Linked DNA regions of Homo sapiens: region 1 is linked to region 2. Evidence: chromatin contacts called from ENCODE Hi-C or POLR2A ChIA-PET data. All regions are on one chromosome and are shown on one strand. The core of a region is the stretch at or near the end of the contact, and the rest is flanking DNA. Distances in the headings are between cores, read along the strand shown.

What was found. Hi-C counts contacts between places; a loop is a spot of excess contacts on that map. ChIA-PET counts read pairs that join two places held with the same protein, here RNA polymerase II (POLR2A). Pooled maps may share reads with other maps.
Region 1: a map with no recorded cell type shows a loop between it and region 2 (2.5-fold over the local background). The contact joins two enhancer-like sites. A Hi-C loop is called at or near these places in 3 of 37 single-sample maps with no recorded cell type and 2 of 50 pooled maps. POLR2A ChIA-PET finds 5 or more read pairs at or near these places in 4 of 52 experiments (CD4-positive, alpha-beta T cell, GM12878 and WTC11).

The regions. Positions count from the first base shown.
Region 1 is chrX:133,335,955-133,340,592 of GRCh38, forward strand. It overlaps GPC4 (glypican 4), which reads right to left. Exons shown (of 9, transcript NM_001448.3): 2 at 3,229-3,387. Among named protein-coding and RNA genes, the nearest start is that of GPC4, 77 kb to the right of the region's middle. Within about 2 kb of position 1,502, at least 2 of the 41 ENCODE cell types and tissues checked have a DNase peak (open chromatin) inside an H3K27ac peak, as active enhancers do.
Region 2 is chrX:133,372,961-133,377,634 of GRCh38, forward strand. The region is part of intron 1 of GPC4 (glypican 4); the gene reads right to left. Among named protein-coding and RNA genes, the nearest start is that of GPC4, 40 kb to the right of the region's middle. Within about 2 kb of position 3,236, at least 3 of the 41 ENCODE cell types and tissues checked have a DNase peak (open chromatin) inside an H3K27ac peak, as active enhancers do.

The DNA.
Region 1 (4,638 bases), core at 252-2,751, 39 kb before region 2:
TGTCCTTTTACTATTTCCTTACTATATGTCCCCAGCTGTCTCTGTGCAACTTCACTGCTCCATCTTGGTTCCCTACCACCATCTTTTTAGTCTGCCCAACTTTCTCTCTTCAATTCACACCAAGAGCCAGGGTTTAGCTATTATAATAGTTTGGATAATTCTTTGGCCAAAGCATCCACCCTTGAATTTCTGAGAGTCAAGACATATCCTATAGCCTGTTAATCAATGCCCTTGGATCGGCAGGCATTGAGAATTACTGGCAAGTCCTAATTGACAGCCTTAAAAATTAGTCAATCATCGCCAGGCGCGGTGGCTCATGCCTGTAATCCCAGCACTTTGGGAGGCTGAGGTGGGCGGATCACCTGAGGTCAGGAGTTCGAGACTAGCCTGGCCAACATGGTGAAACCCCGTCTCTACTAAAAATACAAAAATTAGCTGGGCGTGGTGGTGTGTTCCTGTAATCCCAGCTACTTGGGAGGCTGAGACAGGAGAATCGCTTGAACCCAGGAGGCAGAGGTTGCAGTGAGCCGAGATTGCGCCACTGCACTCCAGCCTGGACAACAGAGCAAGGCTCCATCTCAAAACAAACAAACAAAAAATTAATCAATCAATGCAGCACCCACTAGGGGACTATGATTTGGTGGGTACCAGTCAACTAAGGTTTTACCATATAAAATTATCTCATTGTTTCTGTAACCTAACATGGAGAAAATGTGCAAAGTATTCTGGCATTCCAGTATTCCAGCATTCCAGTATATTGATCTCCAGATCAAGTACATTTCAGCTACTACCCATTAAAAAAAAACCTTGTATCTATGTTCCCTAACTTTATTGTCTATGCCATATTTTATGTTATATTATATTATTTTATTTATTTGTTTTGAGACAGGGTCTTGTTCTGTTGCCTAGGCTGGAGTGCAGTGGCGCAATCTTGGCTCACTGCAGCCTTGAACTCCCAGGCTCAAGTGATCCTCTCACCTCAACCTCTCAAGTAGCTGGGACCATAGGCGCACACCACCACTCCTGGCTAATTTTCATATTTTTAGTAGAGACAGGGTTTCACCACATTGCTCAGGCTGGTCTCGAACTCCTGGGCTCAAGCAATCTGCCCGCCGTGGCCTCCCAAAGTGCTGGGATTACAGGCATGAACCACCATGCCCAGCCTATGCCATATTTTAATTTGAAGTCAGAAAAAACACTGGAGTTTCATAATCATTAAAGTTTTGAAACTGATCAAGGCACAGTGTTAACATATTTATTGAATGTGAAGCCTGGTAGGGAAGAGCAAGAAAAACTTTCTATCCTTTTTAAAAAACACATGTTAACACTTACTGATAAAGTTTCTCTGTATGGTTTAAGAAGAAAACAACAACAACAACAAAACACTACACATTGGAATCATAGTAGTGCTATAAAACCATGGGGAGCGAGAAGGGAAAAGAATAGCTAAACCAGTAGGCCCATAGGCAATGACTGTGGGCTCCCTGCCAGGAAGATACAAGTCTAACAAGAAATGAGGTGACTTGCAGTAGAAGGCCTTGGAACTTGGAAACAACTTTATCTCCACTACATTGTGCTGCCAACGGGAGAGTCATTTCTAAAGAGCAGATTTTTTTTTCCTTCTAAATTCCATTATGAAGCCCCTAAGTGGTGATTTTTAAATATCAACATCTTAAGTTTTCAAAAATGACCATTTAATTAGCTTTCTAAGTTTTCTCCCCAAAGTAAAAGAAAAGGCTTAGGTTATTATCTTGAATGAGAAATGCCATGGTCAGGAAAACACCATTCTTTTCAATAATAATAATTCAGTGATCAGGAGAGACAGAGGAGGTCTAATGATAGATTTTGCCAATAACACCCATTTTCACATGGTATTAACATATTGTTAAATACTTTTAACAGCTACAGCATATATGTAGGGGGATATGGGTAATAAGAAGGATATACAGATATATAAATTGTTCCCATTCATCCAGGGAAAGGTGATAGAACTAAGACATAATTTTGCACATAGCGTGTTTGAAAAAATGGGTAGGATCAACGGCATACTACATAGACAGTGTTTTAGTTCAACTACATTATAGATTAAATATGCTTTTGTGGTCTCACCTGGGAACCTAACACTTATTAAATTGGTTATAAGTTTGAAATAACACATCTCAAAGCCAACATTTGAAATACAACCTGTTCTTTAACTGAGGACTGCCTTATCAGCTATATCAAATCTAATTTAGTCTAACTTTCTCACCATGGTAACAAGCCCTTTGCAGAAATACTCAAAGACATTTCATATCTAGAAAATTTGTCTTGTACTTCTTCACCACACATAATGTCAAGAAAAGCATGCTTCAAAGGTACTATGTAATTAGAATGGCCTTTAAAACAGGCACAAAGGAAATCAATCCTCTTAAAACTAAATCTACTTCATAAAAATCTTCAAACTGAGTGAACAGCACCAGGGAAAAGAATCCTGAGGTGTTTTGGACTCCATATTCTATTTTTTAAAGTCTGTTATCTGTACCATTGTTCAGATAGGATCAAAGTACACTTTCAATTGGCTCATATTGGCTATTTCTTCAATATTAAGAGAAAGTGTGCCTGCAAGAAGCCACGTCTGGCATAGGTGATTAGAATGGGTTCTGTCGTGGCTTTTACATGGAAAGACTATGCCAGAGCTTCAGCTAATGTGAGGTTGGATGGAGCCCAGCTTAATGAAGACTATAGTAAAATGGCTACTTTTGGGTCTCTGCTGCATGGAAACTCAAGAACTTTAATCCTGCCTGTGTTCTGCAAAACTTTTAGGAATTCTAGTTGTCTTTGGGGATCCATTTTGAAATTTAATTTGAAGTCCAGCATCTGTAAATTCTCTTTATTTTGACTAAGACAGTTTTCAGATGCCTGCTTTTTATTATGAGGTCTTTTTTTTTTTAAAGGGACTTGCGTCAACAACACTATTCTGTGTTCACCCAAGAAAATAAATCAAAGCATTTAAGTTAAACTAATCTATTTTTTGTCTCCTTGTGACCATATTTCCATAATGCCTACCATACAGATTCCAGTGCATCCGGAAGTATTCTAGCCATAAAGCTACAGGGTAAACTCGTCTCTGGTATCCAACAAGGACAACATCTTGGGAGAAAACTTAAGCACTGAGGGAGCAGAGGAGCTGTGAAAAAGCTACAGTACAGACCTAACTGCCGGTTCTTACATATGACTTGAATAACATACCATCAAACTTCTTGTAACGTGAAGCAAAGACAGCTTGCAAATGATTGCACTGTTCGCTGACCACACTTTTGAAATCATCTTTACTTTGCAGGCTGTACTTCTCCTCCATCTCTTGAGAGCAGCAGGTAGAACCCTGGGGACAGATCTTCAAATGATCACCTGCAAGATAAAAAGTAAGACAGTCAATGTCTATCATCATTCATGAAGTCCAAGAGGGAAAGGTTTGATTTAGGTTCATTTCAACCTGTGAGGCTCCTGCAAAGGCCCAGGCAACATGTGTATCTAACAAGTTCCAGGAAGTCTAAAAATATTCATTCCCTTTTTGAGAAAATAAAATAATAAAGCCCTCTCCAAAAAGCAAAAGAACTTTCCAATCAGAGAGATGGCTAAACCAACAGGAAAACTGGTGTAGTCAATAAACAATATAATATTCCATGTCAACTAAAGTCTCTTTTATAAATTCCCAGAGATTCTCATATTCTATGCTAAATACTGCAGAAGTCATGCAAACGAGACACAGTTTTTCCAGATTTGGGAGTTTACACTCCAAGAGAGACTGTCCTTAATGACGAATGGTTTATAAAATATGTGACAACAGCCAAAAACTGAGCAAATACATGTGCAATAGTTACACTGTGGGGAAACAAAGGGATTTGTGCATTTCAAGGGTTGCCAGCAAAGAGGAAACTATAGGGGTTTATGCTGGATAATCTGAGCCTATGATAAATCACAAAGGGGTGATGGTAATCCTCAATCCTTGAGTTTAAGATTTTTTTTATCCAATGTATTCTGTGCAGATGTCAGAGACTATATCTACCCTATGATTCTGTGTATGTAGCATCATCTCAGTATAGACCAACAACTTCCAATAAACACCTTTATGTAGTGATGCAGCCCCAAGAGTCAAGGGAAATGTCAAAGACACATCACTCCACAGCAACCCAACCCACGAAGTATCTCCCTCCCTTATACCAACTGCATTTGGCTTGCAGTTTGGAGGTGAGGGTTGGGCGGGGGGTTTTTTCTATATGCCCCAGAGTTCCCCCCCTTGTTCTCCTCTGTCACAGAACAAAATTGTGCTTTGAAGAGACGATGTCTCTTCTCTTATAATGACCACAAGATGCAATGCCACTCAAAAATAAACCCCACTAGCTACTATCACTTCAGTCTCTCCAATATTAATTGGTGTGGTATAATTTTGTACACGTTTACAAGGATTGACTCTCACTGTTCCTTCTGCTATTGCTGTCCATGTTCTATGCAAGTCAAAAGGGGTCTGAAAAGAGAGATGATCTGAGGAACTCAGGAATGAGTATACTGAAGACATGTGAACCTGTCAATGGTAAGTGTGACCAATCAACAAAGGGATGGGGAATTAAAAGCTAATCATTCAAACAACACTAATCATGG
Region 2 (4,674 bases), core at 1,986-4,485:
AGGCCCACTGTTATGGCAATTGGAGGGGTCTGAGATGGAATCTCTTTACTTCCACATATTTTTGGACTGACAATAGGAGTGTACTGGATTGCAAGTAAAAGCACTCCCTACCAGATGTTCATCCTCAGATGAAGAAGAAAGGAATTAAAGAGAATCAAAACAGCTACTTGGAGTACTGTTTTCTATAGCATTTTTAGAAAACAATAAATAAAAACATGTTCTCTAAACCTTCCATTTTCTTCCCTAAAACATAAAGCCTCATCTTGTTTTCTCCTGGATAGGAATCGAACATACAACACAAGAAACAGAAGGTAGGGAGAAATGCATCCATTTCTGCTACGTACACAAGATGGGATGCACCTAGAATTTATTCTGAGATCAGCTTTACTTGCTATTTTTAAAATGATTCTACAGTTGGGTTATTGAAGACACACACACACACACACACACAGAGCATAAATAAGCTCAATTAGTTCATAGTGACAGATGTGTCAAAAAGGTATGGTAATTCCATCTTAACAGTATTGCTTAAGTTCATTCATTCAGTGACACTGAGTGTCTATGTGGCAGGCAGGCAGGCATCAGGCTCAGCGCTGAGGTTACAAAATCCCAACCTCAAGGGAACTTCCAGTTCTTGGGGTTTCCCATCACCAGGGCTCAGGGGCAAAGGGTAGTTGATGATCTGCCAAAAACGGGGTTGTAGAAAGTCAGAGATCAGAAAGGCAATTCACTTCAAGGTTGTCCAAGGTCCCTTTCTGGAGTCTCTAGAATAGGAAAGGAGAGGTAAACTATCTCCAACTTTGACACTAAAGTAATTAGTGACATGTCAAATTAATGGAGGAAAATGAGCAAACATCAGGCAGGCCACTGTCAAGGTGAGCAAGTGAGTAGCCACATGACTCCTCTTATCACAGGGAAGTGATTGTAGACTGGGCCCTCAAAACATCACTCCATAGACAGAAAGCAGATTAATGGTTGCCTAGGGCAGAAAGAGAGGGAGGGAGATGAGGGGTGACTGCTAATGGTACACAGTTAATTTGGGGGGGTGATAAAAATGTTCTAAATAGACTGAGGTAATGGTTGCACAACTCCATGAATATACTAAAAACCACTGAATTGTACACTTTAATGAGGTGAGTTTTATAGTATATGAATTATATATCAGTAAAGCTGGGGGAAAGACACCAATCCATGATAGTGCTGAGCTGCAAGTGTTTGGCAACGTGGGGGAGAGTCTGAGAAAACCCATAGCCACCAAAGGGATGAAACAAGCCTGCTCTTTATACAAAAGAGTAATTTGCTTGTGCCTAGAGTGACATGTGCTATTCTCAAACTCATGAACACTATGAAGAAAAGTTTTAGAGAAGGGCAGCAAAAATTAAAGGAATAGGAAGGGAGAAGCCCAGTGGGAGGAACAGACTAAAGGTGGAAGGTAGGTAGGGAAAGAGAAAGGAAATGTGCAAAGTCACAAAGAGTAGGGCCAGGGTGAACCAAGAACTTCTTTAAGTAAGGAAACCTTTCAAAATTTAAAAGTGTTAAATCGCAGGAGTTGGGGGTGAAAGGGGCAAAAGCAACCTACAGTCTGTTATACATGTAGAGAGGAAACAAGACCTCGTGAGTTGATCTGACTGTATGACCTTGAGAAAAAATCAGTGACCCTTCTTGGGCTCCCACTTCCCAGTCTTCAAATACAATGTGATTCTTAATTATGCTCAGATCCTCTCTGATTAATCAAGTGGAGCCCTTAAAGAACCAGGAGCTCCTCATAGCAGGGCTATCATATTCTGCTCTGAGTCTACAATACAGAAATGTATTAAGAAAGTCATTTCACAGGTATGTGGATGGCATTTAAATGGATTTGTGTTTCACATGAGATATCCAAACGCTCCAATTATCCATAGGGTTTTAAGACCTTGGCAAAACTTTTGATGAACCTTGTTGGTTTAGGCTGGAAAAACTCCCCAGCAACCTTCAGGTTTGTTATGAAATTGTTGTACTCTATTATGAGACTGTATATTTTTTGCTGCCTGGTTGGCCAATATGGTCTAAAACAATATAAACACTTCCACTTCCACATACTGCACAATAAAGCATCTTCAAAGCTTCTGACCATTTCAGACCTCAATTTGTAAATATCATCTATCATGCATGACAAAGTATCTCACAGGATTAATACAATCATTGAAATTCTGCCAACATTTGCGTACTGTGGGATTACAGAAACTGAACTACGTACTCCTGGTATGTGTATATGTAGTAGTCTATAGCTTTTTGATCTGTTAATGTGTCCTCTGGGAAACAATGCTAATGGAGGCAGTTCAGAGTTAAGTCCTCCCCAAGTACCACAAGAAACATGGTAAAAAGATGTATAAAGGCATTTTTTTGTACATTTACACTAATGGGTAGCTTATGAAAAATGCAAACATCTACCTATCTACTGTAATACAATCAGATTTGCAAAAACAATTTGTTCATAATCATGAAATAAATACTATTTTTAAAAGGTAAAAACCATCAAAACTAAAAAGAAAAAATCCTTAATGGGAAAACCACTTTACAACTGAGGCAATTTCCATTTCTTAACAATATTAAACAAGCAAAACTGCAAGTAGTTACAAATTTTTGAAAACAAACCACTTGTACTTGGGAATACCATAGTCTCTGGCCATTTAGAAATCCAATTCTCATGCTCTGCTCAGAGGAGCCAAGCCTCCTCCTTTCTTTTTCTTTCCAGCCACTGAAAAGCATACTTTTTCTTTTTTTAAGAATGACAAATGCTAACCCAGGAAAGCATGTGGTGCCTCTAACTTGTGCAACTATTTAAAATGAGTATCCAAATTTGAACCTTACTTCATACTGTCCATTTCAACAGTCCTTAAAATATGTTACTGGTCCTGATACTGGTCTAATCCCTTCCATAGCAGCAGAATCACAAAAGTACACTAGGGGATTATGCAGTAGGGTTTGCAACAGTAAAAACTCGTTTAGGAAGGGAGAGAAGAATGTAACTTGAAATAAGACAGAGAGAAATGGGCCCTCTTCAAATTTCCCAGCACAGCTTTGAGAGCCGTCCTATAGCCAAGTCTCCCCAGGGTTCTCCTAATCCTCGGCAGCCACTGAAGACAGCCAGGATGAAACTTTTTTCTGAACAAAGAAAACTGAAAAGGGCCAAGTCTCAAAGTCACAGGCTCCCAGCTCGCCACTGGCTCAAAGCCAAGAAGAGCCCGTGTGCTCAGGCCAGCAGCCGTGCAGCTAATGGACAGACAGCAGGCTGAGAAGGGCACTGTGTATGTTGGGGAGGGAGGCACACAACCTACCCCGGGCTCTCCCCTGCCACCCAGGGCCACAGGGCTGCTCTCTCTGTCCCCCAGCCCTCACCAATGGCATTTTACACTCGCTTCCAGCAATTAAGTCCCCATATCTGACATCATTATCCCCTGGCATGTGTGCATGCATATGTGTGCTTGTGTGTGCATGTGTGCATATGCATCTTTGTCTGATATAAGCATTCCTACCTCCATGATGGAATCTAACACAAATATCCTTGCAGATATAAGACATTCATGTTGAGGGTTCTCTCAGTGTCAAGTAACTTAATGTGTTGGTAGCTCAGAGTTTTCCTAGCTATAAAACACAACCAGTTCATGCACTGCAGTGGTTTATTGAAAGGAGGCAATAAAAATGGCAGTAAAGCACTCTGCAACCATGACCTGGATTGCCTTGGCACTATACACACGGGGTCGACAGCCCCATCCCCTTGCACTTGTGAGCTGGTTCTCTGGAAGTGTTCTTCCATGCCTTCATGTGTTGGCTTTCGGGTTCTGTCTCCTGAAGGAACTGGGAAGGCTGGCTGTCTTTGCTTTTGTCTCTCCCCCACATGGGACATTGACAAGGAGGCACCGGGCAGATAGTCAATGTCTGTGGCCTGCAAACATGGACACAGACAACAGTGAGGACGCTTCTCCTGGAAGGCCTTCAACCTCAGAGCAACTGGACAAGCAGAACAGCTTGGTGTTTTGTTCTTCTTTTTCCACTCCTAGATCCATGGGTCAGACTCCTGCCTTCCCTACTGTCCCAGCTTTTTCCTTCATTTTCCTTGAAAAGGTGCTAGTTTCTTTACTAGCATAAGCACCTCCCTCTAGTTCCTCGAGACCCTCGGGATGGGAGGCATTAGGGAAAGAGAGAGGAAAACATATCCAAGGAAGCTAATCTACACCAGGGCTCTGCCAACTGTGGGATCATGACCTCCAAAGAACCTGGAGAGAATTTCAAGGGGGTCAGAGGCCCTGGAGCCCAGAGCCTAAGACCTCCCAACATCTGTTGTCAGTGAGGGTAGAGCAGCCTTTTTAATACAATTTCCTCACATGCAACAGCACCAGTTCTTTTTTCAGCCCTTAAGTGTACCCAACACCCACTCCCATATGACCTCATCTCCCAGTACTACCCAAATTATTGTCCCATTACATTGTCCTATAGTGCTCATTTCCCTTGGCAGCAGGGTTGAACAAAGAATTTAAATTTTAAGAGGAATGCTATGTGTTTCCAGTCTTTGCTGCCCTATCATGAACACCATCCATCAGTTGGAACTTCAAAAAAATATTTTATGATGCTTATATTAATAGTTAACAACATGCATTGAGCATTTGTTATGTGTCAGGCACCATGCCAAGCACT